Linked DNA regions of Homo sapiens: region 1 is linked to region 2. A link is a loop called in an ENCODE intact Hi-C map of the cell type or tissue named here. Cell type or tissue: PC-3. All regions are shown on one strand. Each heading gives the region's core, and the rest is flanking DNA. Links, peaks and the distances in the headings are about the cores only.

The links. A loop is a pair of places that touch in the nucleus more often than their neighbours do. Peaks named below come from ENCODE experiments on the same cell type or tissue, not always from the same donor. Only the 100,000 strongest peaks of a DNase experiment are listed, where the experiment ranks them.
Region 1: it touches region 2 in a loop (2.2-fold over the local background); 14 of 110 quality-filtered maps call a loop at or near these places.

What each region holds. Positions count from the first base shown.
Region 1 is chr10:24,882,897-24,899,126 of GRCh38, forward strand. The region is part of intron 3 of PRTFDC1 (phosphoribosyl transferase domain containing 1); the gene reads right to left. Among named protein-coding and RNA genes, the nearest start is that of PRTFDC1, 62 kb to the right of the region's middle. RefSeq lists an enhancer at 4,733-4,942. In PC-3, for the core only: no CTCF peak of the experiment used is centred there; DNase peaks (open chromatin) are centred at 6,925 and 9,175; H3K4me3 peaks cover 651 bases; H3K27ac peaks cover 2,229 bases.
Region 2 is chr10:24,954,482-24,970,711 of GRCh38, forward strand. It overlaps a transcript of THNSL1 not described here. Among named protein-coding and RNA genes, the nearest start is that of PRTFDC1, 10 kb to the left of the region's middle. In PC-3, for the core only: no CTCF peak of the experiment used is centred there; a DNase peak (open chromatin) is centred at 8,700; H3K27ac peaks cover 2,750 bases.

The sequences.
Region 1 (16,230 bases), core at 5,474-13,473, 72 kb before region 2:
TATGAATTCTTGATATTTTAATACCAGTAGTTCATTGGATAATGAGTAAAGGATACAGTTTTCAAGTGAAACTAGCAATTTTAGCCAGGAAAAAAATTGTATCTATATATATGTAATTACATATATACAAATATGTTTATATATAAACATATATACATAATTTATATATACCAATATTTATATATAAACACATAGAATATAAATATAAATGTATTATAATTATAAATAATATAATATAACATAAATATTATATATATATGTTCATCTATACAATTTAGCTCATTTGAAAGTACACATCCATCTTGCATTTCCTGACTTTGGTGTGCTTAACTCTCCAAACATGATGTGACTTTCTTCTAAGACAAAATGGCTTTCTGTTTAATGACAATGATTAATCACTGTATTGTGATTGGTATTCTACTCCACCCAGTTTCCAAAAGGGGTCCTGGTTAGCTAATCCCCACTGCACAGAGAAAGGCGCTTTTCTTTATGAGAAATAAAGGGAGGGTGGGTCAGAAGGAGGGACACAATAATGGGAAGAAGCTACAGGCTAGTGGGAAGAAAGAAAGGCCACCACGAAAAAGGAAAAAGGGGAGGGGAGAAGGGAATGGATCTTTATTTCAGTTTAGTTATAGATGACCCCAGGAAAAGAGGAAACTCAGTTTAAAAACAGATTCAGCCGCATTGCTTTACATGAACTTTGTTTGAAACCTTGAAGCAGGATATCCTTCTGTTTTGAACCTTGGTATGGACTTCTTGTTTTGATTTAAATTATGTTTTTAAATCATGAGGCAGAGGGACAAACACATGGAGCCTCTTGACACATCTGAATGACCCCAAAGACTCCCCAAAGACTCCAGCAAAGTTTATGTTTTAAAATGTAGTTGATGATATCCTAGCGGTGATCATTTCTTAAGAGACCTTTTTTTTTTTTTTTTTTTTTTATAAGACAGAATCTCACTGTGTTACCCAGGCTGGAGTGCAGTGGCGTGATCTTGGCTCACTGCAACCTTTGTCATCTGGGTTCAAGCGATTCTCAGCCTCAGCCTCCTGAGTAGCTGGGACTACAGTCATGCACCATCATGCCTGGATAATTTTTGTATATTTTTATATTTTAGTAGAGACAGGGTTTGCCATATTGGCCAGGCTACTTTAGAACTCCTGACCTCAGGTGATCCACCTGCCTCGGCCTCCCAAAGTGCTGGGATTTCAGGTGTGAGCCACAGTGCCCGGCCAAGAGACGATTTTCTCCACACAATTGTTTAAAAAAAAAAAAGGAAGATTTAGAATTATCACTTAAATAATTAAATGAAAATGATTTTTCAAAAGTAACAACATCTTAAACCAGCTCTCATGAAACTGTTTTAAGATTGCCAGGAGGATGACATGGTGTTGAGGAAGGGCCCAGGGAGAGAAGTGGCAGCAGATTCTGTGCCATGGAGCCATGGAAACTTCTAGAATACTCACCCACCTTCCAGCATTTGACTGAATCTATCTTCATGTCCATGCTACCGTATTTGGGCCCAAAAAGTTGAGCTCTGTGTGTCACTTCTCAGCTCAAAATATTTCTGAAGATTCCCATGCCTGCAAAAGTCTGGTTTTGTCATAACAATGGGCAGAGCCACCCGCAGAGCCAGGCAAGAGGAGCCCTGCATATCACAAATACCAAAACACTAAGACATTTATTGTTGCTGTTTTTCTTTTTGGTCTTATGAAGAAGATTTTCTTTAGAAAGTTCTGTAACAGATTGAGCTAATGGAATTATTCAAGAGGACATGTATGCTGAAGTAGGCCTGCCCTCCTCTTTGCAGGGTAGAGTTAGGGGCAGTGGTGGAGAAAAGAACAGCCTACCTGGGGAAACAGGCAAAGAGAAAGGGATATTGGCCATCCTAAATCAACCAGGGTAGGGGTCTCAGCAGGACGGCCTCCCCAGATAATGATGCTCCCTTCAGCCCCTGGCTCAGAAGGTATAGTCTTGGAGGCATCTGAGTTGGAAAAGAGGGACATGGAGGAGAAGGACCCAGGACTCTCAGTGCTATTAAGAGCTTCCTGGATCAGTCCCATCCAGGGTGCAGGAGGGTCCTGTCCCCACCTGGGGGCCCTGTCTTCAACTCATGCCCAGCCTTGCCCAGCAGATACCATGTCTGCCTGGGCTTGCAGCCTGGAGGGATGAGCCTGGCTCCTTTAGTCAATCTCCAGGTCAAGTGAAAACCTGAGCTTGGCCATGAACAAAGCTATCAAGTTTCAAAACCTTAACTATTTCAGCAAAGGGTATGTGGATCTGCCTTTGTATTCTCGTCCTGGGACCCATAAATGTTAGGGGCAAGCCTGACTCTCAGAATCATTTACTGAGCATTTAAATTTACCAAGTGCCTGGCACATTAGTAAGCACATTACTTACATGAATCCTAACACAGTCCTATGAGGCAGGATCCAGCAATCACACTCCTTAATATTTATCCAAATGAGTTGAAAACTTATGTCTGCAAAAAGTTACCTAGATGTTTCTAGCAGCTTGATTTATTTTGAGGCAGAGTCTTGCTCTGTTGCCCAGGATGGAGTGCAGTGGCATGACCTTGGCTCACAGCAACCTCCGCCTCCCAGGTTCAAGTGATTCTCCTGCCTCAGCCTCCTGAATAGCTGGGATTACAGATGTGCGCCATCATGCCAGGCTAATTTTTTTACTTTTGGTAGAGATGAGGTTTCACCACATTGGCCAAGCTGGTCTCAAACTCCTGACCTCAAGTGATCTGCCTGCCTCGGCTTCCCAAGTGCTGGGATTACAGGCATGAGCCACCGCACCTGGCCAGCAGCTTTATTTGTAATTGCTAAACTATGGAAACAACCCAGAGGTCCTTCAGTAGGTGAATGGATGAATGAGCTATGATGCATCTATGCAACGTATTACTATTCAGTGCAAATAAGAGCTATCAAGCCATAAAAAGACATGAAGAAAACTTAAATGCATATTACTAAGTGAAAGAAGCCATTCTGAAAGGCCACACACTGTAAGATTCCAACTAAATGACGTTCTAGAAAAGGCAAAACTGTGGAGACAGTAAAAAGATCAGTGGTCAACAGGGGTTAGGTGGGAGGCAGGGAGAAAGAGGAAAAACACAGGATTTTCAGGGCAGTGAAACTATCTTGTATGATACTACTCCAGTGGATTGATATCATCATACAGATCTAAACTCATAGAATATACATCACCAAGAGTGAACCCTAATGCAAACTACGAACTTTGGGTGATAATGATGTGTTAATGTAGGTTTTATTGTAACAAATGTTCAACTCTGGCAGGGGATGTTGATAAGCGGGGAGTCTATGTGGGGCTATATGAGAAATCCTGTACCTCCCAGACAGCTTTGCTGTGAAGCTAAAACTACTCTGAAAAAATGAAGTCTATTTTAAATATTATGAGACAAGGAACAGGTACTGTTATCACCCCAATTTAAGTAACCTGGTTAAGTAACTTTGCCCAAGTTCCCACAGCTGGGAAGTGATGTTGCTGGAGCCAGGCTGGAGATTTCACATACGACCCCATCTTGCTCCAAAGCCTCCACCTGACCAACAGGTTCGGCAGCTTCCGTATTGGCCTGATCACAATCTGCCTTTCAGTGTGACCTGCACTCTAGTGTGTTCCACTGTGCATGGATCACTTGTGCAGATTGTGATTCTGTATGTGTGGGGTGGGGCCTAAGAGTCTGTGTTTCTTTCTTTTTTTACCCCCTTACATTCGGGGTCTCATTATGTTGCCCAAGCTGGAGTGCAACGGTGCTATCATAGCTCACTGCAGCTTCGAATTCCTGGGCTCAAGAGATCCTCCTGCCTCAGTCTCCAGAGTAACTGGGATTGCAGGTGCGTGCCACCATGCCCAGCTAATTTTTTACACATTTCTAACCAGCTCCCAGGTGATGGGGGTGCTGCAGGTCCACAGGCCACCCTTTGAGTAGCCAGGGTCTATGTTCCACACACATCAACTTGTGGGCTAAATCTAGTGCGTATCCTGCATTTTACCATCTTTGTATTTTACATCTTTGTATCTTGTTAATACTCCTTCTTTTTTTTTTTTTTTTTTTTTTTTTGAGACGGAGTCTCGCTCTGTCGCCCAGGTCGGACTGCGGACTGCAGTGGCGCAATCTCGGCTCACTGCAAGCTCCGCTTCCCGGGTTCACGCCATTCTCCTGCCTCAGCCTCCCGAGTAGCTGGGACTACAGGCGCCCGCCACCGCGCCCGGCTAATTTTTTGTATTTTTAGTAGAGACGGGGTTTCACCTTGTTAGCCAGGATGGTCTCGATCTCCTGACCTCATGATCCACCCGCCTCGGCCTCCCAAAGTGCTGGGATTACAGGCGTGAGCCACCGCGCCCGGCCGTTAATACTCCTTCTAATAGGGTTTGGCCATGTCCCCACTCAAATCTCATCTTAAACTGTAGTTCTCATAATCCCCACGTGTCATGGGAGGGACCTGGTGGAGAATCATGGTGATTCAATTATCATGGAGAACAACCTCCATGTTGTTCTCATCATAGTGAGTTCTCACGAGATCTGATGGTTTTATAAGGGCTTCCCCCCTCTCCCTTCGCTCTGCACTTCTCCTTGCTGCCACCATGTGAAGAAGGATGTGTTCGCTTCCCCTTCTGCCATGACTGCAAGTTTCCTGAGGCCTCCCCAGCCCTGCAGAACTGTGAGTCAAACCTCTTTCCTTTATGAATTACCCAGTCTCGGTGTGTCCTTATAGCAGAATGAGAACGGACTAATATACCCTCTATCCAGCATGGCTCTCTGTCACATCTCTGCCTGTCAAAATCATAATCATGCTTAGATATCCAAATTAAGTTCCACTTTCATTATAAACTATCACCTGAACCTCACCCCACCACAACTGTAGGCCAGAAGTGATCTCTCCAGCCAACCCACTTCCTTTGCATGTAGCACCCGTTCAGGCAGCACTGGTTACTTCCTTGTTATATTAGCTACCCCTTGTTCACTGCATATGCATCTGTTCACTTCTGTGTTTTTAAATTTTAAATTTTTGTAGTTTTTGTAGAGACAGGGTCTCACTATATTGCTTAGGCTGGTCTCAAACTCTCGGGCTCAAGCAATCCTCCTGCTTCAGCCTCCTGAGTTACTGGGAATGACTAATTTTTGTATCTCTATAGAGACAGGGTCTTGCTGTGTCATCCAGGTTGGTCACAAACTTCTGGGCTCAAGTGGTCCTCATGCCTTGGCCTCCCAAAATGCTGGGATTACAGGCATGAGCCTCTGCACCAGGCCCACTTCTGCTGTTTTGAAAGCAGCTCGAGGATAGGGACTTTACACCTATCTCCTTAAAGATTCCTTAGTACTGAACAGGGCCTTGGACATAGAAAGGAACATGGTGTAGGACTCAAAGAGTGGCTCAGACCCTGCCCTGCCCCTGTCTTAAGCTCCCTGATGCTAGTCTTCTCTTCTAGAAAATGAGTTCAGTGACACCTACCCGTTTGGGTTGTTGTGAGGTTTAATTTAAATGTCATATGTAAAGTGCTTTACCCAATAGGCCCTTGATAAAATGTCTATTGGATTGAATTTGCCTCTTGTATTATCTGTAAAAGGGAAGGGAGCGGACATGGGAGTGAATTAAGGACAAAACCAGACCTGGCACCGAGTGTCTTAGCTTTTATTCCAATACGTTTTCCACTCTCCCAAGCTTTGCTGCCTTTTAATTCTATGAGTAGCTGTCATTCATGTAGCTAAAATTTGTTAGTGTTTACAGAAAAACACTAGAATGTTATTTACTGGGTTCACATTTTCTATACAAATCACTGACCAAAGTCAGATAGGGCTTAGAAAGAAAAGGTATCAATGTACCCTTAGGTCTTGGTAAGCCATAAAGTAACATAATATATAATATACATCAATAATGTGGTGGTATCTCTACATAACTCAACACAGCAAAACTTAAAAGCAGGCAATGGTTTCCAGATGCAATGTGGAAAAAGAAATTATTATGATCAGCTGGAATAATTGACTTAACCAGTTACTTTCTGGGAAACTGTGGCAAACTCATTTGATTTCTCATTTACTTCATCTGGAAAATGGAAATGCTGCTACCACCTGCCTGTTATGGTCTGAATGTTTGTTACCCCCCTCCCCGACCCTGCCCCAAATTCAGATGTTGAAATCGAATCACCATGATACTAGGAGGTGGGGACTTTGGGGGGTGATTAGGTCATGAAGGCTGAGCCCTTGTGAATTAGGATTAGTGCCTTTAGAAAAGAGACCCCAAAGAGCTTGCTTGCCCCTTCCACCAAGTGAGGACACAGCAAGAAGGCACCATCTATGGACATGAAAGTGGGACCTCGTCTATGGCCATACCACCTAGAACACGCCCGATCTCGTCTGCAAGTGGGCCCTCACCACACACTGAATCTGCCAGCGCCTTGATCTGGGAATTCCCAGACTCTAGAACCATGAGAAAGAAATTTCTGTTGTTTATAAGCCACCCAGTCTATGGTATTTTGTTACAGCAGCCCATACGGACTAAGACAGCACCTTACCCACTTCTCAAAGTTACATAAGGAGCCAACAAATTACTGATATATGCAAATGCTAGGAAAAATGTAAGAAACTTTAAGCAAAAAATTATTAACAATATCATTAGGCATAATATAGAGCTAAGGGGAAAAGGCAATTGATGTGAAATAGAAAGTGGAAGACTTGAAGGGCAAATATCAAGTGTTTTATGCATTGTTATTACTTTTTAGGCTTAAGGTCTTTGTTCAGACTTCTCCAGGTCTCAAATGAGACATGAACACTGTGGAAGAAAGTCAGAGAGCAGAATGTTTCTAGAACCACCTTCCATTTTTCAGAATAAGAAAAGATGGCTTATTTGATGTAGGCATGTTGATTGGCAGTGCAGGCTTGCAAATTCCTTCAGTATTAAGTCATGTCTTCAAAACTGGGTGGGGTGCTGAGTTATTAAATTTTTTCTTTTCCTCTGGAGGCTAAGGGCTTGGAAAGCTGGAGGCTACATGTGAAATGAGTTGGGTGGTCTTGGGCAAATTCTGTGTAAACAGCGTTGCTCATCTAAAAGTAGCACAAAACACTGCACATCTGTCTGTCCATATTATCCAAGCAGAATCTGGACTCCATTAATGTGCTGAGGAATAAATGTATCCTCTAATAAATGTTTTTGAAATCACAGTGAAAAGGAAGTTCCAGGACCCCTAAGGAAATGAGACTCTGCTGTACCAATTTGTTGGCGGAAGCCTGGAAGAGGAGTGGGAGAAGGAAGCCGACCACAGCTGTGTCTGACTTAGGTTGTGCCTTCTTTGAGCATGAGAAATGTGAGGTTCGATATCAGAAGCTACTATTGAGTACCATAGTCTAGGCTGCCGATGAGCAATGCAAAATCACCTGGGGAAGGTGACCTCTGCTCTTAGGTTTTTGTGGGAGGATCTAGGAACAGCTCTTCAATGAGACATTCCACTGAGGCTGCATACTGGGCAACTGCTGAGCTCCAAATGTCAGGCACATCCACACTACATGGCCTAGCAAGGGCCAGTGGCTATGGAACAAGGCACGTGGGTTGTCCAGTTTTTGCATTCAGATATTGCTAGTACATAAAACATCTACTCTTCTCTCCCTCTGTCCCCATCAAATATTTCTGGTCATTGGCTGATGAGCATGAGAGCTTCTGTTTTGTAAGGGAGGGAGGAGAAGAAGTTTGACTGAGTCAGGGTGGCAGGGAAGAGGGAACAGGAGGGAGGGCTATATGAACTCTGTTCCCTGTCTGGCTCCTTTGCCCATAAATTGATTGAACTGCTTTCATCAGAGACTGTAAGATCCTGGGAGGAGTTAAAGGCCAGAAGCAGGTTATATTCAGAACTGTTCAGGGTCGCCTGCCTCTGTGAGAAACCTAGCCCTGCCTGGCAGCTTTGGGCAGCCCTTGGCACTTATATGGGCACTCCCTCAAAAGGCACCATCAGCAAAGGCTTCACTAAGGATCCTAGAAGAGGCTTCTCAGGGAGAACCAGGAAAAGCAGGAACTGCAGCAGGGATTGGCGGAGGAGGTGGCAGATGCTCTGTGGTAACTGCAGCTGACAGGCTCATTTGTGGATGCAAGGGAGGACCCATTTGGGAACCCTGAGAAATTCTCAGGAAGGTGGGAAGAGTTAAACCCAAATCCAATGTACTTTGGGCATAGTCATAAAAGGACCCAATTTTGTATTTACTGACCAGTTATGCCAAGGGTTGAAGCTACATAGAAAATGACAATTGGTGTTAGAAATTTCAGTAACTTATTCAGAATCGATTTATTCTTCTTGTGATCATGTAAATTTAATTTGCTGTAAAATTCATGATATATCATGAAACTCCACTGAGTATGGGTATATATCCTTACATATACAGGATATATACCCTTAACATAATGCAGTTTATAAAACTGTTTCCTAATATAACAAAACCTTGCTTTTTAATTTTAAATGATTTGAAGGGAATGACTTTTATTGCTGTAGTTTAAAAATGTCATTATACTTTGGATAAGCCCCTGTGACTTCTGCTTCTTGCCTAGATGGAGTAACAAAGACCAGATTTATCCTCTTTCCTTAAAAATAAAAAAGACAGGCTCAGGCTGGGTGCAGTGGCTCCTGTCCATAATCCCAACACTTTGGGGAGCTGAGGCAGGATGATGGCTTGAGCTCAGGACTTCAAGACCAGCCAAGGCAACATGAAACCCAGTCTCTTAAAAAAAAAAAATTAGCTGTTGTCCCAGCTACTCGGGAGGCTGAGGTGTGAGGATTGCTTGAGCCCAGGAGGCTGCAGTGAGCTGTAATCGTGCCACTGCATTCCAGCATGGGCAACAGAGTGAGAACTTGTCTCATTAACAACAACAAAAAAGACAAAATATATGAAACAACAGTTTCAAGATACTAGACATCAAGCAATAAAGGACAGAAATCCTTGCAAGACAGAGATAAATAAGGTGGGCCCTACGATTGCCTCAGCTTACTGTCCTGCTAGAGTTCTCAGGCCACTTAACATAACCTCCCCCAGGTTTGTCTGTGTTGTCACAAATGACAAGATTTCATTATTTTTAATGGCTGAGTGTGTATCTACCACATCATCTTCATTCATCTGTTGATGCACACTTAGTTTGGCTATTATAGTGAGTCATGCTGCAATAAACATGGGAGAGCAGGTATCCCTTTGACATACTGATTTTGTTTCCTTTGGATAAATGCCCAGCAGTGGGATTGCTGGATCATATGGTAGTTCTATTTTTTTTTTAAGAAACAGGATCTCATTATGTTGCCCAGGCTGATCTTGAACTCCTGGGCTCAAGCAATCCACCCACTTTGGCCTCCCAAAGTCCTGGGATTATAGGCATGAGCCATTGCAACTGACCTAGTAGTTGTATTTTTAATTTTTTGAGGAACCCCCATACTGTTCGCCATAGTAGCTATGCTACATTCCCAAAAACAGTGTATAAGGGTCTCCCTTCTCTCCATCCTCATCAGCATTTGTGATTTTTTTTTTGTCTTTTTCATAATAGCCCTTCTAGCGGGTGTGAAGTGGTATCCCATCTGGTTTTGATTTGCATTTCCCTGAAGATTGATGACATTGGGCATTTTTTCATGTACCTATTGACCATTCGTATACGAGTGACATTCTTCATAGAAACAGAAAAAATAATCTTTTCCTGATTCTTACGGGAAAATGACACCGAGGCCAAGTAGGTGACACAGTCCTGGTCTGCAGTCACATATTTCTCAAGCACTCCTAACTCAACAATTCAAATTTAGTAACAAATTGTGCGTATGATAAATCCACTGGTCCACAAGCAGAAAGAGACTGGGGTATTTCACAAGGCAAGTGGCAATGAAGTCAGTATTCTTCAGTAGAAAACTGGCATTTTAGATTCTTATTTCTGGGGCATTAAAGACCTAAAAGCCAGTGTTGGTACCACTGGCAAGCATGGGTACATATTAAGGATACACGAGTGATTTTTAAACCCGCCACATAAAATGTTTGATTTTTATCACTCCAGTTTATATTTGGCTGAGGAGTATGGGGAGAAAGAGTTTCTAAGATCTCTTAAAACCCTGGGATCTAGCTATCCGTAGATAAGACAATCCACCCAAATTTTGCTCATACAGTATCAGTCTTTGTAATAGCACACCTGACTGAAAGAAAAATAGAAGTAGCACATCCTATGTTACATAATGTTATATATTTGAGAATGAAAACTCACTTGAAATTCAAACACAATTTAAGAGGAAGGTATCCAAACTTGAAAAAATTTTCATGAGTCCATCTCTTAATAATTAGATAGGCATGTATAGTCAGAAAGTTTCTGAAAACACTGATTCTTTTGTTCTCTCTCTCTCTCTTTCTCTCTCTCTCTCTCTTTCTCTCTTTCTTTCTCTTGGCAGGGTCTTGTTCTGTTGCCTGGGCAGGAGTGCAGTGACGCAATCATAGCACATTGCAGCCTTGAGCTCCTGCACTCAAGCAATCCTTCTGTTTAGGCCTCCCAAGTAGCTGGGACTACAGGCGAGTGCCACCACAACCAGTTAGTGTTTTTTTGTTTTGTTTTGTTTGTTGGTTTGTTTTGTAGAGACAGGTCTCAATAGGTTGCCCAGGCTGGTCTCAAACTCCTGGCCTCAAGTGATCCTCCTGCCTTAGCCTCCTACAGTGCTGCAACAACAGGAGGGCCACTGTGCCCAGCTTCATTTTCTTGTAACTAGAAGAATATGTTTCATTAGCTTATAATAGTAATAATAATAGCTAGTCTAACCTTTATAGTGATGGATACTGTGCAGGGTCGTACTTACTTGATCTCATTTTCTAGATGAGAAAATGGAATCTTAATTAAATCGTTGGTCCAAGCTCACTCAGTAATTGGCAGAGCCTGAATGTGAACCCAGGCCTGCCCCACAGCAGAGCCCTCCTGTTTGAGCATTATGTTGAACTTCAGGGAAATGACACAAATCCATACAAATCAACTTGGCAATGCTGGCGGTAGCAGTGCTCAACATGGGCACCCACAGTTTGTCACCTCATGACGTCTATTGGAATGTACTTGGGTCAAGGCAGAGGAGGTGCAGAAACTGCTTGTCTCCTGATAACATTACTGTAGTCCTCAAAGGAAGTGTGAAAATAGGACTTCATTGGCCGGGCGCGGTGGCTCACGCCTGTAATCCCAGCACTTTGGGAGGCCGAGGTGGGGGACCACGAGGTCAGGAGATGGAGACCAGCCTGGCCAACAAGGTGAAACCCTGTCTCTACTAAAAAATACAAAAATTAGCTGGGCGTGGCAGCATGTGCCTGTAATCCCAGCTACTCGGGAGACTGAGGCAGGAGACTCGCTTGAACCTGGGAACCAGAGGTTGCAGTGAGCCAAGATCATGCTGCTGAACTCCAGACTGGCGACAGAGCTAGACTCAATCTCAAAAAAAAAAAAAAAAAAAGAGAGAGAAAAGAAAATAGGAGGGCACTGCTGGCCCTTTGGCCGTGGGAAGTGCTGCATGAGCTGTGAGTCATGCTCTTAGGCTTCGGCCTCTGTGGATGCTGACCACTGACCATCACCAGCAGGCTCTGGACAGGCAAGGTGGGTTTTGTCTGTCACAGTCATGTGTAGTCAGTGGAGAAGAGTGGTTTCTTTTTCCACTTCATGCAGCTCAGAGTTCTGTGAAGGCACCCGGGAGCCAATCTCGGTTTGTGGATGAGGCAAAGTGGCTCACAACCAGGTTCCTGCTCTGCGATCCCCAGGGCAGCTCCATTTTTGAGGTTTTATGGAAGACATCACTTAAAATGTTTCAGTGCTGAAAAAAAGTTTGAAAACCACCCTCCTCCTGGGAGACAGCATAGGATAGTGGTTAAGATCGTGGCTTTGGAGTTTGACAACATGGGTTCAAATCGAGGCTCCGCTCCTGTGGATTGTGTATGCCTTGGGCAAATGAACCCTTTTGAGCCCCAAATGCAGCCTGGCTCAGAGTGGGCATCAGGAAGTAGTGGCGACACACACCACTGTCTGGCCCCACCCGTGGGTGGTGAGATAGAAGGAAACCAGGTTAAACTCAAAGAGAGACAGAGAAGCCGAGTGGTTCATGAAAGAAAACCCTGGGCTTGGCTTCCCAGACAGGTTTGAAGCAGAGAGGGGTTTGCCTACGTCGTACCAGTCAATGTCTCCTAAGATCACAAAACTGGATGCCACCTTAGAGAAAAGGCAATCCTTGTCTTGTTATAAACTGAAAACTGAGGCCTGAGGAAGTTGTGCTTTGTACCAGATTTAAATTAGAAAGCTATATCCTGCAAAACATTCTATTTTTATATCCGAGTAGGATTTGTCCTTCTTCTGGAAATCTCCACTTTCTTTTTTTTTTTTTTTTTGAGATGGAGTCGCTCTTGTTGCCCAGGCTGGAGTGCAATGGCATGATCTTGGCTCACTGCAACCTCTGCCCCCTGGGTTCAAGACATTCTCCTGCCTCAGCCTCCTGAGTAGCTGAGGTTACAGGCATGCACCACCACACCTGGCTAGTTTTGTGTTTTTAGTAGAGATGGGGTTTCTCCATGTTGCTCAGGCTGGTCTTGAACTCCTGACCTCAGGTGATCCACCTGCCTTGGCCTCCCAAAGTGCTGAGATTACAGGTGTGAGCCACCACGCCCAGTCTTCACTTTATTAGTAGTTTTCTACGCCTTAGAGAATGTGGGGGGTGGTGCATGAACGGCCTTGCTTAGGGAAAAGGAACAGCACTGGAACAGAAGAGAAAGAAAACCTAAAAACCTAGGAGGGCAAGAGCTGGGGTGGATATATATATATATATATATATATATATATATATATATATCTGTAAATACATACACATGCATACACACATTCTCTATCCATATATCTAGAGAGGGAGACTGATTAAAAAATGGAAATCAATATCCCTTGATGCAATTTTTAACCCATTACAACAATAATATGAGTACAGACCTTCCATATAAAAATGTTTTCACATAATTTTCAGACACCTGGAAGTTATGTCAACGCATATTTAATCTAAAAACAAAATAAAACTAGTTCCCCCCCTTCTTTCTTTCACTGCACTGACACAGTGAAACATCTCTGGCCTCAGCTAACTCTTTGGCCACATGGTGCTCCCACCACACATGTACAGAGAAGGGCTTTTGGTCCTGGGAAACTAGGGCACAGAAGTCAACAGTAGGTGTTCTAGAACAGGGGTCCCCAAACCCCAGGCTGTGGATTGGTACTGGTCTGTGGTCGTTGGGAACAGGGCCACACAGCAGGAGGTGAGTGGCAGGAGAGGCAGCATTACTGCCTGAGCTCTGCCTCCTGTCAGATCAGCGGGGGCATGAGATTCTCATAGGATCACAACCCTATGGCGAACTGTGCATGCGAGGGATCTAGGTTGCATGTTCCTTACGAGAATCTAACTAATGCCTGATGATCTGAGGTGGAAGAGTTTCATCTGGAAACCATCCCCCAACCCTTCCCTAGTCCATGGAAAAGCTGTCTTCCACAAAACTGGTCCCCGGTGACAAAAAGGTCGGGGACTGCTCTTCTAGAGGGTGCTTCCCCAAGTCTTTAATTAGGAAGAAAGGCCATTTCTTCACTGGGCCTCCTCATGAGAATCCCAGAGTTCACTAGCTCAACTGCTGACAGTGCCATGCTAGTTTTAGTCTTTTCTTAATGGAAAGGGAGAAAAAGATGAAAGCAAATGCATCTTATTTGGAGGCACTTCAGAGGAAAGTCAGAAAGTATGTCACTCGGTCTGTTGTGAGGAGCACTGGGTGGTCAAGCACTAAACACTCTGGAAAAATCCTGAAATGTCCTCTGTGAAATTCAAGGTCTTTCCAATACCAAACAAAAGTGCATACCACTTAGCGTGTTCTTCTAAAAAGTTGAAAAGGCCGTGTGTACCTTTCGCCTGTAATCCTAGAACTTTGGGAGGCCAAGGAGGGAGGATCCCTTAAGGCCAGGAGTTTAAGACCAGCCTGGACAACATAGCAAGACCCTGTTTCTACAAACAATTTAAAAATTAATCAGGTGTGGTGGTGCGAGTCCGTGGTCCCAGTTACTCAGAAGACTGAGGTGGGAGAATTGCTTAAGTCCAGGAGTTCAAGACTAGCCTGGGAAACATGGCAAAAACCCATCTCTACAAAAAATACAAAAATTTGCTGGGCATGGTGGCATGTGCCTGTAGTCCCTGCCACTCAGGAGGCTGAGGTGGGAGGATCGCTTGAGCCCAGGAGTTTGAGGCTGCAGTGAGCAATTATGAAGCCACTATACTCCAGCCTGACAGAGCAAGAATCTGTTTCAAAAAAATAAATAAATAAATGAACCATCCCCCAGATGGAGAGCATTCTGAACCAGTAGAAGTCCCCTCCTTGGAGTCAGTTAAAAGGCATTCCTATTCCTAAGTCTATCTCTAAGTCTATCCCTATCCCTAAGTCTAAATTTAACAAAAACCAAACAAAATAAAAAGGTACTCCTACTACCTGCTGTCCTCTTTTAGGATGTTCACTGATGGCTTCTCTTCCCCTCCTCTCAGAATTAAGAAGGTTGTGGTATTTAGGATAAAAAATGAGGCAATGTGATGTTTTGGCAAAACCCTTTGATGGCAGGAAACCCTGTTAGCATTTTGATAGAGTGAGTCAGCCATTGAGGCCTTCAGGGGAGTGATAAGAGTGTCCCCAGCATGACACTCCACAACTTGATGGAAATCCGGGGCTTCTTTGTAAGCATAACTGTTTTTCCCAAGAAGTGCAAACTAAAAACACAATGAGGTGGCCCTTTTGGCCTATAACATCGAGAAACATGTTAAAGAAATATAGTGATAATATCTAATATGTGGCAACAACGTGAAAAAATAGACGCTTTCTTTCATGAATGACTGTCAGATATATACATGAAATGCAACTGTTTGGCAGGGAAATTTGATCATAAGGTCTCAAAAGCTTTCAAAGTGCATGTGGTCTTAGCAGCAAGTCTAATGGGACAGTCAGAGAGGTGCACAATATTTTATGAATAAGGATGTTTATCACAGCATTATTTATGGTGCAGGGCGTCTTTAAAGAATCTAAGTGTCCTATAATAGAGGAAGACTTGAAAAGTATGTAAAGGTGTGCATATCACGGGATGCTTACCAGCCATTAACAGTGATCTTGTAAAGTACTTTTTTTTGATAAGTGTCCAATTCAGGATTTTCTCAGCTGCAAGTGACAAGAACTCCATTTGAACTAATTTAAACAGAAAGGTGACTGATGGAAAAGAAGAGCTGAGGCTGTGCGCAGTGGCTCACACCTGTAATCTCAGCACTCTGGGAGGCTGAGGTGGGCAGTTCTCTTAAAACCAGAGTTTGAGACCAGCCTGGGAAACATGGGGAAATCCCGTCTCTACAAAAAAAAAAAAAAAAAAAACACAAAAATTAGCTGGGCCTGGTGGCGCACACCTGGAGTGTCAGCTACTCGGGAGGCTGAGATGGGAGAATCAATTGAGCCTGGGAGGTCGAGGCTGCAGTGAGCCATGATTGTGCCACTGTACTCCGGCCCGGGTGACAGAATGAGACCCTGTCTCAAAAAAAAAAAAAAAAAAGGAATGAAGAGTTGGACCAGCAGGCTTAGGAAGGCAGTTCAAGTGACAGTGGCACTCTATAATAGAACCAGGAACACAGATGGCTTCGGGTCTCCCTCTCCTTTTCTCCTTCTTGTCTCTGCTTCTCCTCCATCTTTAGGCTCACATTCTTGCCTCATTACCCAAGAAGAAAGGATTTCCCCCTCCAAACTCCAGTGTGAAAAATTCCAAGAAAGACTTGATTGGTCTGGCTTGGATGACACATCTACCCTTGGACCAGTCATTGTGGCCAAGTATACGTGTACCACAAGGATCAGCCTAGGTGTATGAGAAATTGCTAAGAACTGAATGTTTATGTCTCCCCCAAATTCACACATTAAAATCCTCACCCCCAATATGATGCTATAAGGAGGGGGAGCCTCAGAGAGGTAATTAAGTCATGGGATTCTTTCCCTTATAAAAGAGTCCCCAGAATGCTTGTCTTTCTGGATACAAGAAGCTGGCCACATGCAACCCGGAAGCCCTCACCAGAACCCAGCCATGCCAGCACCTTAATCTTGGACTTCCAGCCTCCAGAACTGTGAGAAATAAATTTTTATTGTTTATAAGTCAACCAGTCTATGGCACTTTGTTACAGCAGCCCAAACGGACTAAAATACCTACCCT
Region 2 (16,230 bases), core at 5,564-13,563:
AAGCATCAACTTTGGTTCCAGCCTAGACACTGCGGAAGATGTAAGGGAAATGGTAGATAAATCTTCTTCCCTTAGAAAGGCTATTAGTTTAAACGTAAAATCCAACAAGTTCACAGTGAAAAATGTAACTTGCTTGAAAGACAACAGGAATCTTATGAATGTGTGCTCAAGAACATCCTACATAGACTTATATAGGTCATCCTATAAAGGGCACAGAATGATGAGTAAATAGTTTTTAAAAATCTAATTCATTTTATTATCTTTGTATATTTTGATAATACTTTGTGCGGTCTGATTACACTTCGATACTTTGGAGAGCATTAACATAATACAAAATAATACTTGATAACCCAAATAGTATTTGCAAAGACCGGTATCCAGAAATAACAGCTCATCTGTCCAAGGCTTTATTCTTAATCTTGCATTATGAGGATTTAGAGGCAAAAATTCTTTTTAAACCTCAAATTTCTGTTACATGTTGTATTAGTCTGTTCTCATATTGGTATAAAGAACTACCTTAGACCTGGATAATTTATGAAGAAAAGAGGTTTAATTGACTCACAGTTCTGCAGGCTGTACAGAAAGCAAGGCTGGGAGGCCTCAGGAAATTTACAATCATGGCAGAAGGCAAAGGGGAAGCAAGCACGTCTTACCATGGCAGAGCAGGAGAGAGAGAGAGCAAGGGTGTAGTGCCACATACTTTTAAACCATCAGATCTTGTGAGAACTCACTCACTATAACGAGAACAATATGGGAGAAATCCACCCCCATGAGCCAATCACCTCCCACCAGATCCCTCCCCCAACACTGGGAATTACAATTCAACATGAGATTTGGGTGGGGACACAGAGCCAAACCATATCACATGTCTAGTGGAATAGCTTTGGACTAGGACCTCTATTTTTCTGTAACAATCCATGTTACTTTAGCCAATGAGTCTAAGCCAATTATATCAGTGTAATATACATCAATTTTCTCATCCATAAAATGGAGCCACCCATTTATTCTCTACTGCATATGATGATGAGATGAATGTGAGATAACATGCAAGAGAATTCTTTGCAAAATGCTATAAAACTGTAAGATATTATTAACCTGACATGCTGTAAAAATGTATGACCAAATGTTTGTAAAATTATTCCATGTGAAAATGACAAGGAATTGTCTTTTAAGGTTGATGGGGCTAGGCACCATGGCTCACACCTGTAATACCAGCACTTCGGGAGGCCAAAGCAGGAGGCTCACTTGAGGCCAGGAATTCAAGACCAAACCTGGGTAACATTGTAAGACCACATCACTATAAAAAATTAAAAACTTAGCCAGGTGTGGTAGCGTGGCACCTGTAGACCTAGCTACTGGGGAGGCTGAGCTGGAAAGATTGCTTGAGGCCAGAAGTTTGAGGCTGCATTGAGTCATAATTGCACCACTGCACTCCAGCCTGGGTGACAGAGCAAGACCCTGTCCCTACAAACAAATAATAATAATAATAATAAAAGATTGACGTAAGGTGACCAATCAGGGATAGTTATAGTCCAGGGATAGTCTAGAGCTGGTATGAGAATGAATACAGAAAAATGATAAAATTATTAAAATAATGAGATTTTTCATAAAAAGGGATATTTTAGCTCAGACTGTCCATTTCCTTTTCTTTTTTTTTCCTTTCCAACTTTTATTTGAGGTTTGGGGGTACACACGCAGGTTTGTTTGGGAAAATTGCATGTCGCAGGGGTTAGGTGTACAGATTATTTCATCACCCAGGTAATAACCATAGCACCTGATACATAGTTTTTTGATCCTTACCCTCCTCCCGCCCTCCACCCTCAAGTAGGCCCTGGTCAGACTGTCCATTTTCTAATATACCTTTGAAAGAGCTATAAGAATAAAGATGTGCATCTTTGCAAAGTTAATAACCAGTCAATATACTTGTATTTTTCTATCATTCTCTTTATTACATTTTAGCAGTAGTTTCTCTGCATTTTATTTATTTTTTTTTTTTGGTGTTTATATTGTGTTTACTTACTTTTTTTTTTAGTTTTATTTTTAACTGACACATAATAGTTATACATATTATCTATGGGGTACAGTGTGATATTCCACTACATGTATACATTGCATAATGATCAACTCAGGGTAATTAGCATACTCATCATCTCAAGCATTTTTCTTTTCTTTGTGGTGAGAACATTCAAAATTGTCTCTTCTAGCTGATTTGAAATATACAACACATTATTGTTAAATATATCATTCTGCTGTGCCATACAGCAGGTGTCCCCAACTACCGGGCTGCAAACTGGTACCAGCCTGTGGCCTGTTAGGAACTGAGCTGCACTGTAGGAGGTGAGTGTCAGCGAGCATTCCCACCTGAGCTCTGCCCCTGTCAGATCAGCAGCCGCATTCGATTCTCACAGGAGCACAAACCCTATGGTGAACCGCACATGGGAGGGATCTAGGTTGCATGCTCCTTCTGTGAACCTAACTAATGCCGGATGATCTGAGATGGAACAGTTTCATCCTGAAACCATCCCCCCTCAAAATCCGTGGAAAAATTGTCTTGCACAAAACAGGTCTTTGGTGCCAAAAAGGTTGAGACTACTGCGTTAGTGTACCAGAACTTATTCCTCTCATCTAACTATAACCTAGTACCTACTAACCAACTTCTCCTACTCCTGCCACTCCTCCCCACCTTTCACCTGACTCTGCTAACCAGTATTCTAGTCTCTACTTCTATGTGATCAACTTTTTAAAATTCCACATATAAGTGAGATCATGTCGTATTTGCCTTTTGTTTCTGGCTTTTCTTGCTTAACATAATGTCCTCCAGGTTCATCCATGTTGTTGCAAATGACAGGATTTCATTCTTTTTGTTGAGGTCTTATCCAAAAAATCCTTGCCTGGACCAATGTCATGAAGTGTTTCCACTATGTTTTTTTTCTAGCAGTTTCATCATCTCAGGTTTTACATGGCAGTCTTTATTTTGAGTTGATGTTTGTTTGTTTGTTTGTTTGTTTGTTTGTTTTGAGACGGAGTCTTGCTCTGTTGCCCAGGCTGGAGTGCAGTGGTTTTATCTCGGCTCACTGCAACCTCCGCATCTCAGATTCAGGTGATTGTCCTGCCTCAGCCTCCCAAGTAGCTGGGATTACAGGCGCCCACCACCACGCCCGGCTAATTTTTGTGCTTTTAGTAGAGATGGGGTTTCACCACATTGGCCAGGCTGGTCTCAAACTCCTGACCTCAAGTGATCTGCCTGCCTCGGCCTGCCAAAGTTCTGGGATTACAGGCATGAGCCACTGCATCCGGCCTTGAGTTGATTTTTGTATATGGTGAGAAAGAGGGGTCTAGTTTCATTCTTCCACATGTGGATATTCAGTTTTCCCATCACCGTGATTCTCTGCATTTTAAATTCTGTAATCATCCTGTGCCACTACCATGGTGAAAACACAAATATTTATAATTCACTGAATTCTCTGCCAGCCTGGAGGCTTTTGTCCTGGAAGTATATACTAATTTTTTTTTGACATTTTGGTAATTGACTTTTGTCAATACAAATCTGTAATTGAAGGAACAGTTCAGTCTATCCACTGAATTGTTCCTAGCCCGTCACTCAGTGACACTAGATTGGAAATACAGAAAGGCATTTAATTCTTTCTGCACTAGACTGGAAATACAGAAAGGCAGTTAATTCTTTCTGAGTCTTGAAACATGAAAGTAAATTAAAAAAAAAAACCTTTCAGTCTGGGAATTGTGTTGAAATCCATAAACATCTGAAACTTAGTGACTCAGATTGTTAGTCACAGAGTCACTGGTTAGAATCTGGATGAAATCCACTGTGGACAAAGGCCAGTAATAATGATGATGATATTTTGCTTTTCCATAGTGCCGAACAAAACTCTTTACAAATGTTACAAGTACAAAAGAAAGAGTAGCAAGACATTTTTTCTGCAAGTGCTCAGGCTAAGTAAGACTCTTGCTAACTTTGAAGTAGTTTATTTTTCCCTCTACATAAATACAAAAGAAATGTAGTGGCAAATAATTGCAACAAAACCCAACTTAAGCAAAGGCCTCATTAGTATTCAATTAGCATAGTAACCCGTCTTTCCCGGTCTCTTGTTTGAAGCAGACTGGATCCAATGTGTAGTCTTGGAGTAAAGAAAATAATATCTCCAGAGTAGGTCTTACAAATAAAGCCAAGGCTACACTCAATTGTGTTTTGTATTATTACACTTTCGTTAGTAATTCACCTTCCACTGAAGAACACACAGAGGGTAGATCTAAGTTTGTTCTCTTGCAATAATGTCAGACCTGAGGAATATCAGCAGTAAGCGCTGGGCAGTTTCAGAGATATCCTCCCACTATCTCCCCTTCTGACCGGAACAGGAATTGGATAGCTTCAGAGCAAAAGAATAATGTGTCCATGTGTTCCTCCAGATCTCTGAGTCCTGGCAGTCGACCTCAACTCTCTTGGCCACCATAAAGCAGTCATTGAAAGGACACAGCTGCAGGAACTAGGGACTAAGCAGTAAATAAATCCACAGGGCTGGAGGCAGAAGTTACGTACATGACCCTAAAACAATACTCTGTGGTTATGAACAAACTGATTAGCATCTGAGGGTCCTGTAGCAGCTTATGCAAAATTAATTGGTGCCTCAGCCAGTGCTGAGTTTCTAAAGGAAAGATGTCCACTTCAAAAACAAAAACAAAAAAAGGGGGGCCTCCTTAGTCAGCAGCAACTTTGCCTGGTGTCCTGGGGAGACGATCAGCTAGAATGGGAATGGAGCTGTTTATTCTCTTAGCTGTACATGGATTCTCTTCAGATCAGAGCTGATGTATAACAGCCACTGGCAATATCCCAAGACATGATCCAGTGATTGCCAGGTTATGGGTTGCATCTTAGAGTTAAGGTGAGAGGAGCTTGGGAAAGAGGTTGAGAGATGTGGCTTGAGAGTGGGAGAGATGGAGAAAGTAAAAGAAATTGGACACTGATCTACATAGAGCAACACTTCCCTAATTGTGAGTTTGATCCACTTTATATTTGAAGAAAATGGCGTTTTGATTCATTAGGTTTGAGAAACAATTAAGTAAGCAAAGTTAAGCCAACTTCTATGTTGTAGGTCTTCTAGGAGTCTTTAGTACGCCAATATGCACTGCCAATATTCAGGAAGACTGTTGCAAAATGCAATGTAATGCAACGTTTCCCAAACTTTTTTTTTTTGTCTATGCAAACCTTTCTGGAAGGTGTTTTATAAGTGTTTTAAAAATATTGCAGTATTATGAAATGTTTAAATTTATGCTTTTAATGTTTTCTCCAAGTAAGAGGTTTTATATATTCTTAAAGATACACTAAAAGGACTAAATATTTTATATATAACACTGTTTTCAAATTGTGCATAGATATTTTCTCTTCGTAAAAATATATAATAGGAATTTAAATGAAAATGGCTAAGGCCTTTCTCATCTTGTGAAATATCCTGGATTTGCAATTTGGGTTATCCTTCAGATTGACATGCAACTTGGTGTTTTCCTAGAAGACAAGGAACTTATTTCCATCTCCCTACCCCCACCTCCATCCCCCACCCCCTTTCCCATTTTTGCCATTTTTCTCTCTCTCATGTGTGAACAAAATCAGCCTTCTGAATAGCAAGAGAGATGAAAGCCATCTCATTGCGGCAATTCCCTTTTGTCTCTCTCAGTGACCATGTGGTAGCTTGCAAAGGTAATTGTTTGTTTTTAGACATTGCCAGCATGTGGAATATCCCAGCGAACCAAGAAGCAGAGCTGGGATGTGGTATTAAAAGTCATACAAAGGTATGGGCATACTGGGCTCATGGTTCCTTTCAAGGAACTCTCCCAGTGGGAATCTATTGCAGCTCTCACATTAAGAGTCCTATGGGTTGCACTTGAAGGAACTGGGTTCCTTGTGTTTTATTTGTTTTATTATTATTATTTTATTTTTATTTTTATTTTTTGGAGATGGAGCCTTGCTCTGTTTCTCAGGCTGGAGTGCATGGAGCAATCTCAGCTCACTGCAACCTCCACCTCCTGAGTTCAAGCGATTCTCCTGCCTCAGCCACCCGAGAAGCTGGGATTACAGGCGTGCACCACTACACCCTGCTAATTTTTGTATTTTTAATAGAGACAGGGTTTTACCATGTTGGCCAGGCTGGTCATGAACTCCTGACCTCAAGTGATCCACCTGCCTCAGCCTCCCAAAGTGCACCCTCACCACGCCTAATCCTCCCAAAGGATTACAGGCATGAGGCACTGCACCCAGCCTATTTTTTGTTTTTTTTTAATGGAGACAGGGTCTCACTCTGTTGCCCAGGCTGGTTTCGAACTCCTGGGCTCAAGCCATCCTCCCGCCTTGGCCTCCCAAAGTGCTAGGATTATAGACATGAGCCACCACACCTTGCCATTCCTTGTGTTTTCTAACTAGGCATCTCTTACCTACACTCCCTTCCTCAGTTGGGACTGTAGGATCCATGGCAAGTTGAACCTGACTCATAGAGGGTCAAATCTGCTATGTTTCAGCCATTCTGTTTATAACTTTTTAAAAGACAGTGCAAAGGTATTTTTCCATTTTAAATTAGTATGTACAAGTTGTTTTAAACTGGAAAATATAGAAAAACAGAAGTAAAATAGAAAACCGTGTTATATTTTGGTGCCTTCTTCCAGTTTTGTGATTCTGGAAAGTTTATCTTACCTAGTTGTGACTAAATGCACAGGCTGTAGTTCTGTTCCCTTCTTCTCTGCTTCACATTCTAAGTAAAATAAACATATAACACAAGTGTTTTTCCATAGTATAATAAACTCCTTATAAACATCATTTGAAATAGCAATGCCATCACTTATTTAACCATTCCCCAGTATAAGTATACTACTTCCAAATTTTGATTGTATAAATATATAAATAAATGTGTTTGTAATAAACCATTTATATGCATTTTAACTATTTCTAGAGGATAAACTCTCCAGAAATGGAATTTCTAAGTTAGAGAGTATAAATATTTTAAGGTTCTTGATATATATCTTGCTAAATTTAGCTTACAATATTAGTGTCTTTTTTTTTCAATGGAAGAATACAGTAAATCTTACAAGATTTTTCACTGAAAGTGAATTAAATTTTACTGTGAAAACACTTTGAGGTTCGAGGGAAAAGAATATTAGCTAACATATGTTAAAAGCGTAGTAATTGGAACTAATAAAAAAAGTCAGTTTGAATTTGTGATTCATTCTTTACTATACACTATTTTAAAACAATGTGGTTTTATCATTGTACTCCATAAAGTAATACCTAGACTAATGAAAAGTTTATGGTGCTGTGTTTCAGGGTTTTGGCTCCAACTCAGGCAGACTCAGCTTTAAAACCAGACTCCACCACCTACCACCTGATTTTGACCGTGAGCAAGTTTCTTACTTTCTTTGCTTTATTTTTCGTATCTGTTCAATGGAGATCATGCCAGTTCCTGCTTCTTAGGGTTACTGTGAGGATTAAAGAAAATAATGTATACAGAGTGCTGAGTACCTAAGGAGTGCTCAAAACCTTTTACCCAATATTAAAATAGAATTATTGTAGTGGAATTCCTGGTCAGTCAGAAGTTCTGTGTTATTAATGATGAACAGGTCAGTTAGCAGTTTTAAAAAATAAACCTACAATCTGTAAAAGCTTCATCATGTAGATGAGCTAACACGCTCCCATGAAATTATATTTATGTCTTGCGTTATCAACTCGTTCTATACATGTTATATCATATATTTATATGTGAGTATGTAAAACAAAAGTAAATTACAAGAATATCTCTGTCTAGTTAGTATAAATAGTGATGGGTTCTGAATTAAGAGCCCCATTTTTTAAATTATTGCTTTACTATTTTTATCTTACATTAGGAAGAAAATATTAGTCTGATTTGATGCCCTTAATGTTTGGAATATAAAGGACAACAACACACATTAACTTCAAAATCAATGAATATACTTAAAATAAGCTCTATAGCAAACATAACTACATCACTAAATCTCAATATTTATAGTTTATTTCTAAGGAACAAATGTAAATGGATCGAATTTTAAAAATCATTTAAACATTTTTCTAAGTGTCTGTAAAAAGGATTAGAAGAAGTGTAACATACATGTTGAAAGATTGTCCCTCAATGCAGAAGTGGGCATTGAATTTGGCACTTGGTTTGAAGCAGTTTTCTCTTTCCATAGCCATTGTATATGCCATTCGGTTACTGTGGTCAGTGGTTTTCTTGCCTTAGAACTCACTTTACCTTAGATTCTCTTCTGCGTCTTAGCTCAGCAAAATGATCATGATCCTTCTGAACCTAAAGCTCAGGCCAACATTGTCATTATCTCAATTTGTCTCTTGGCTTGAGAAAGAACTTTCAGATTCTCTTCAGTTCATATCAAACACACAAAGCAAACAACCCTAAAAGTCACACACACAGGTGAGAACTTTTCAACACACTTTAAATTAAGGCAATTCAAAGAATAGGAGACTAGAAAAATCTAGTTTGCATGGTAAGGCCAGATGCTGAACCCAGAAATAATAATTTCTTTCTAATTCCAAGATTGATGTCACTGGCTTTCCATTCTCAGATTTCTCAGCATGTTCATTACAATCAGCCACAGAGTACAGCTGACACCTAGGTCACCTTTTCCAGAGAATAAAGGGATGAGAGATGGGTGACTCAGACTTTTCTGTGGGTCTGGGTATTTTGCCAAAGCTTAAGCGATATAGACAGAATGCCTTAGCAATTGTGAAAGTCATACCTGGACTCTGTACTCATTACCTTTCACCGTGTTAGTCAAGTCATATTACCTTTTGTATTCTGTTTTTCTGTGTGCAGTGTTACCTGTGACCTTTCTGTATTCTTTTTCGACATTTATTTTCTAAGTTTTAAAACTAGTCTGTGTTTCTGAGCTCTTGCTTTAGGCGTAGTTCTCAGGTTCAGACCAATTGCCTAATCAACTGGGTTGATTTTTAAAAGTAGCAGACTTTTTAAAATGGCAAATATGAAGAATGGTTATTGAGGTTGTTATTATTCAGGAACCTCTTTCAGTTGGTTTGGGAAACCTGGAACGTACAGTTCTGATGATTTTTCTTATTCTTAGAGACATTACACATGTTCTAAAAGTTTTTTCCAAATCTCTTTCCATATTTTCTTTTTCTTCTTGCAAAAGACAAATAAAAAGAAAAATTTTGACATTAAAAGCAAACCATGAAAAATGATGTAAAACATCAGGCAACCAAAAATTCCCAAAAGCCCGTTTGCTTTTTCCTAGAGAAAAATAAAAACGGTAGAAATAATGATCTAAGAAACATTCCCCATTTCACACAGCACATTCTAGGAACGTCTGAAGATTAATGGAGCATGCAGGAAAGGCTTCTCTATCCATTGTGAAAAGCTGTGGACAGCTCTGTCATGCTGTCATTCTCTAGGTTTGGGAGCTTAGAAGATTTTGCCAACAGAAGTACCCAGGTTTGTAAAACGCCATGAATTTTACCTGGTTTTATAAAGATCAGGGTTTCCCAATATTAGCAATATAGACACTTGGAGCTCCATGATTCTTTGTGTGAAACTGTCCTGTGTATTGTAAACTGTTTAACAACATTCCTGGCTTCTTTTGCTCCTTAGAACCCAGTAGCACCCCCAATTGTAACCATCAACAATGTCTTCAGAAAGTGCCAAATGTCCATGGTGGCTGGGGGTAGAGGGTGATAGCCCAAACTCATCCCCTGCTATTCTTTAACATCACTGCCCTAGAGTAACAGCCTTTATACTGACCTCAGCTGTTTCCTACTCTGTTTTTAGGAGGTAAATGAAAATGTTAGGCTCATAGCTGATAGACCCGTAGACAGTAGGTCTGTAGCTCTCATGAATATGGGAATAACGAGAGAAAAGTTTGTGTGTGTGGGTTCTTTCTTTCATGCTTCCTGGAATAAAAAACATAAACACAAAGAAAATATAAATTGTTTCAAACATAGAGAAACATAAGTTAAATGAAGCTCAGGTCAAAATGCAAAGCCAAAATTAGAGACCTGCACTTTCTTTTTAATATAAAATCAATCATTTCCATTTTCTCTTAGTCTTTCAAAATTGGAATTTGCAGTTTATAATATTAATAGACGTCCAAGATTCATTGATATTACTTCCATTTCATATAAAGGAAAATGACTCTTGGGAGACTAAGCAATGTACTTATGACTATCCACAGTAATGATATTTTAAATTCATGAGGCTTACAGCAGGATCCAGAAGTGAGCTTCCCTTCTTAGACCTGCCTTTGACATAAAACTGTCCAGGCTGAGCAGCGTGGCTCACGCCTGTAATCCTAGCACTTTTGAAGTCCCAGGTGGGCAGATGGTTTGAGCCTAGGAGTTCAAGACCAGCCTGGGCAATATGGAGGAACCCCTTCTCTACTAAAAATCAATATCTTAGCTGGTCATGGTGGTGCACACCTGCAGTTCCAGTAACTCAGGAGGCTTTGGTGGGAGGATCACTTGACTAGGAGGTTGAGGCTACAGTGAGCCATGATTGTGTCACTGCACTCCAGCCTGGACGACAGAGCGAAATCCTATCTCAAAAAAAAAAAAAAAAATTAGAACCATCCAGTCTAAGATGAACAAGCCATTGTCCTGCTATTGTGGGAAAACCTGGAATCAGGAATCCCAACCCTGAAATCTACCATGTCCTGCCTCTGTCACTTACTGTGTGATCTTGGGACTCACAACCCTAAGGTTCACTTCCTTTGTGTGAAAAATGAGAACAACTGCAATTGATTGATGTGACTGTTGTGATGATTATCTTAGTATCACTATCACCGCCACCCACTTTATTCTTCCGCGTTTCCTCCTTTTCCTTCTTTCCTCTCCACTTGTGTCTGGTCCACTGGCCTCCAGAGGCCACAGCCCTCATTGACTTGCCCAGCCCTGATTCTGAGCCCCAGCCCTAAAGAGAGATTATGCAAACCTCTGCAGAGTTTTCAGAAAAAGCTTACATGCTTCATCAAATTATCTCTGTCAATTTCTTACTACTTGAAATGATTTCTTCAAATTTCCAAGTGCTTAGATGTCTATGAATATGGAAAATTAAGTTCTCTGTGAAATATAATCAGAAATGCCTTTGGGTTGAGTGGAAGGAATATTGGCGAGGATTCCTCTATGGATGGATACTCAGTCCTTTGCAGGGCCCTGCATTTCATTTTTGAGCAGCTCTAGTTATTGAAAAGTGTATACTTTCCTCTTGATTTTTCTTCTGGAACAACACTGGTTGAATCTCTTTCCTTGTTCACTAATAAGCTACAGAAATCAGCAAGTCGTGGGCCTATAAACTTGCTGCATTTAAAGATTTTATATGAGAATACATCAAATACAAAATAATGAAACGAATTCCACAGCCACACAACCACCTGAAACCTGGTCTTGTTTCTTGCATTTAGTAGAGGTTGTGTAACTTGGGAGGTTGACCTGATTCTTTAGTTAAATGATTTCTGAAGTATGAACATTAAAATTTCAGAATAAGAGATATAACTGGCAGAGAAAATAAGTTATATTTGGCTTTGCCTGCAATAGTATTTGGATATTGACTCAATAGAGGATGCCCTTAAGAATACTTTGCCAAGAACACATCCAGATTCATCACCTCCCTCCTGAAGAATAAGTGTGAAGCACAGTGCAAGGAGAGTAGAAACTGGAACCTCTCTGCTGCATCCAGAAAACAGAAAATCAAATATGTCACTTACACAATTTGCCATTTTGGCATCAATGCCACCTTTATATTTAAAGAAGAAAAAATGAAATGTGTGCAAAGAAAGGCCCTAATAATAAAGTGGCTAATAAAGGAGAGACCCCAATGTGTTGTACATGCAACCTTCTCATTAACTTTGAAAGCAGCACCAACTTTTGCTGAGACCACAACACCCTCTTGCTTTCTTCAGTCCTTTCTCCCAGTGCTGTGGGCCTTTTTTTGGACATCAGAAACACCTTTTCTCTGAGACAATTTCCAGCATTAACTGAGCAGCCTGGGCTGCAAGCCTGGTGCCCCAACACCGTTTTCATTATTCTCTTAATGGAATCACACTCTGTTAGAATGTGTCACTCCACATGTGTAAGGATTAAAACGGATGGAATATGGTACAAGAAGGATGCTGGAGATTAAGTGAAATCTTAGTGAAGAGTACTTCCTGTACCTTTTTAGGCATCTGAGTATATTCCTTTATTTATGGGCATCCACACTCTCACCCATCAACACCTCTATTATGAATTATTGATGGTGAGATCTTGGACAATTACCTAACCTCTCCATGCTTCAATTTCCCTATCAGTAAAAGAGGATGATAATCATATCTACATCATAAGGCTATTATGAGGACTGAGTTAATTTAGATTAAGCACTTAGAATAACGCAGACCCTAGTAAGAACTATATATGTTTGCTATTGTTACTACAACAGAGAAGAAAATGTGGTAGTGTCTGTTTTTCACTTTATTGGCTATTCATGGCTTTGAAAAGTCATAACAATTTATTTTTTTTTTTACCTAACTAAATAAGCAGATTTACTGCCAGTTATGAACAAGGTCTGCTGCTTTGCACATCATAACAGGCCAGAAAGATTCCAGATTCCATGGGTACCAGGTTCAATTTCTGGGCTCCACGAATTCAGAGCTCCTGAGTCTTCTTTTTCTGGTATGTGTGTATGTGTGTGTGCGTGTGTGTGTGCATGTACATGTGTGTGCATGTGTGTGCGTGCATGCACTGAAGAGTGGCAGAGACAGATCCAGCTGGTCCAGACTGCCCGTTCTTCTGTCATTACTCTACATAGTGAAACCGTGTGATTTCTTTCATCAGGTGCAGCTGGTACCACCTGGTCTGCCTTTAATGGATGTTCTGCCCAGAAATGATGAAAGGCTTTGGCTCTTACAACTGAGAATAAACCCCCAAATGAGCTGAATGCTCACCATGGAGGTAGTGGGGGAAGGATGGGGAATTTTAGCTCTTCTCTTTCTTTCAGTGAAGCTTTATAGTTCTCATTGTGTTACTCTTTGCTTAATTCAATGTTTAGGTCCTCAAACAAATTTTACAAGAGACTTTTCATCAGTCTCGCTGTAATCCTGACCCTCCTTTATGCCTTTGATGACCTTGATTGGATAGTAATGACTCCTATGTGCGTGTGTGTGTACATGTGTGTATGATGTGTGTGTATGATGTGTCCATATGTGTGTATGATGTGTGTATACGTGTGTGATATGTGTGTATGATGTGTGTATGTATGATGTATGTATATGCACGATGTGTGTATATGTATGTGCGTATGATGTGTGTATGATGTGTGTATATGTGCATGTATATGATGTGTGTATGTCTGTATGATGTGTGCGTATGATGTATATGATGTGTGTGTATTTTGTGTGTGTATGTGTGTATGATGTATGTGTATACGTGTGTATGATGTGTGTGTATATGTGTGTATGTGTATGATGTGTGTGTATGTATGATGTGTGTGTATATATGTGTATGATGTGTGTGTGTGTGTGTGTGTGTGTGTGTGTGTGTGTGTACAGGCTGCTGGTAGTCCTGGCCACCAGTTACATCATCACTGGGATGCTGCAAAGAGTGCAAAATATTAGTGGGAAATGTCATTACCTGATAGATTTTTGAAAACCTATCTGCAAGTAAGAGCTTGGGCTATCATTCCTTCTTACTTTTGATTCTAATATAGGGAGCAAGGTTTTCCCAGGCCCAGAGGAAAGAACTCTCTCTCTGTTGCCTTTTTCCTTTGTCTCTGACATCAGTCCTTCTCCAGGGCTGATGCACAAGGAAGACGAAGCGTAAGCCTACCCATTGTGAGGTGCTCCTGCCCGTGAAGCCTAAGAAGGCACAAATTCAATGTCTTGCCTAGCCAACAAGGCAGCCTTAAAAAATAGGAATCTACCAATCTTCAACCCATCTCTACCTCACAGGTGCCAACATCCCCTTGCTCATCCAGGAGCTAACATCCTCCTTGGGTGTTAGACAGCATCCTTCGTTGTCTAAGATCCTTCCAGTGGTGCCGTACTTAGACCTGCCTTGCACAGTACCGCTGCACACCCACGACTTTTCTCAGCCCCTACACTGCCTCTTCTCCTCCTTTGTATGCCTCTGACTCCTTCAGCTGCGGCCTTTCTATCCTTAGCGTATTTGGATAAGTGAATTCAGTACTGCCTGAAAAGATTTGATGGTGGGATTTCAGACACTGTAGTGAGTTGAAAAAAGCAGACCAATTGTTCGAAAACCCATAATTTCACCTAGGTATTCTGTATGTTACTCAAGGCTCTGTTGTACACAGAGCTTGCTACCTTTGGAGAGACAGAAGTCGAATCACATATGATCACTCACTCCGCCTCTATTTTCCCAACTATTGCATTTGACTTCTTTGTTGTTGTTGTTGTTTTCTTGAGACGGAGTCTCGCTCTGTCACCCAGGCTGGAGTCCACTGGTGTGACCTCTGCTCACTGCAACCTCTGCCTCCCGGGTTCAAGTGATTCTTCTGTCTCAGCCTCCAGAGTAGCTGGGATTACAAGTATGTGCCACTATGCCCGGCTAAGTCTTGTATTTTTAGTAAAGACAAGGTTTCACCATGTTGGTCAGGCTGGTCTGGAACTCCTGACCTCAAGTGATCCACCCGCCGCGGCCTGTCGAAGTGCTGGGATTACAGGAATGAGCCACCGCGCCCGGCCACATTTGACTACTTTATAAGTAGCAAGATGAATGTTTTCAGTCCTTAAGTAAGCCCATGCTACTCCTTTGGCTGTGAAGACTCACAATTTTAGAGTCTGTAAGTCATGTTTGCTCAGGATGAGTGTTACGTACTTAAGATATTATGAACGTTTCATAACTCTTTTTCTGTATGTCCATCACAGAACTACAGAATCAATAGGTCTGTTTTTATAAGTGAGCTCTGAAGAAAAAATCATATAACATGGAAAAAATGAAAAAGGAGACCATGATGCTGACTTTTCTAACAAATACTACAAGCTGTAGTTTGGTGTACTTATTTCTCTGCTTTAATAAGATTGTAAGATATAGTTTTTAAAGGAAAAAATTCACAGAGAGCAGTGAATTTGAAGAAAAAAGTTGGAGGGTGCCCTTTGTTTGCAAAAATACAAATAAGAGCAGTTTCAAAACGGCTACTTAAGTGCTGTCCATAGTTACAAAGCCCCTGTAGCTGATGAATTTTATCACGTGGAACGACATTTTAGGCCTTCATCAATATTTATCCTCTCTTATCATGAATATTTCTTATAACATTCCCTAAGGAAGTCTAAAACTTTTCTAAGAAACTTTTGCATCATCTTGAACTTGCATCTGCTAAGCTTGATTGCCTTAGAAAAAACCCACTCTTTTATATCCTTTTGCATAGCAACATCCCAAACACAGCAAACATGATGATACACGGAAAAGAAAAAGAGTCTGGGAGAAATACAGCTATGAAGGGACCAGCTTGTGTTTCCAGAAACCACTTGAGGACAGTGTTGTTGCTCCCCCATGAGAGCTGCAAGGGGCCAGCCCCATTCATGGTTCTCATTTCCTGAAGCTCTTCTTTAGCAATTCTTACAAAGTTTTATTTTATTCTGAAATCACGTGAAGAGGAGGAAAAATCAATGTTTATTGAAGGAGGGAAAATCCTTTCAAGATGATCTGTACTCCCATAGGATGGGCTGCATATTTTAGAAGTATGGTAAGTATGCACTCTTCTGAAACAGTTACCATAGGAACAATTTTTTTTCCCCATTAAATGGAAGGGTAATCACTGTCATAAATTTCCACACAAATGTCTAAGCTACACAAATTAAGCATTGGTTGGGAGTCAAATCCAACTGACTGCATATTTACACACTCTTTTAAATAGGCAGATGATAGATAGAGAGGAACTGTAGACAGAATCCTTCCTTTAAGATATTTGCATATCCAGGAAGGGTGTGGTGACCCACACCTGTAATCTCAGCACTTTGGGAGGCAGAGGCAGGAAGATCACTTGAGGCCAGGAGTTGGAGACTAGCCTGGGCAACATAGCAAGAACCTGTCTCTAAAAAAAAAAAATTAAAAATTAGCTAGGTGTGGTAGTGTACACCTGTAGTTCCAGCTACTTGGGAGGCTGCGGCAGGAGGATCACTTGAGCCCAGGAGTTCAAGGCTGCAGTGAACCATATTTGTGCCACTGCACTCCAGCCTGGGTGACAGCATGAGATCCTGTCT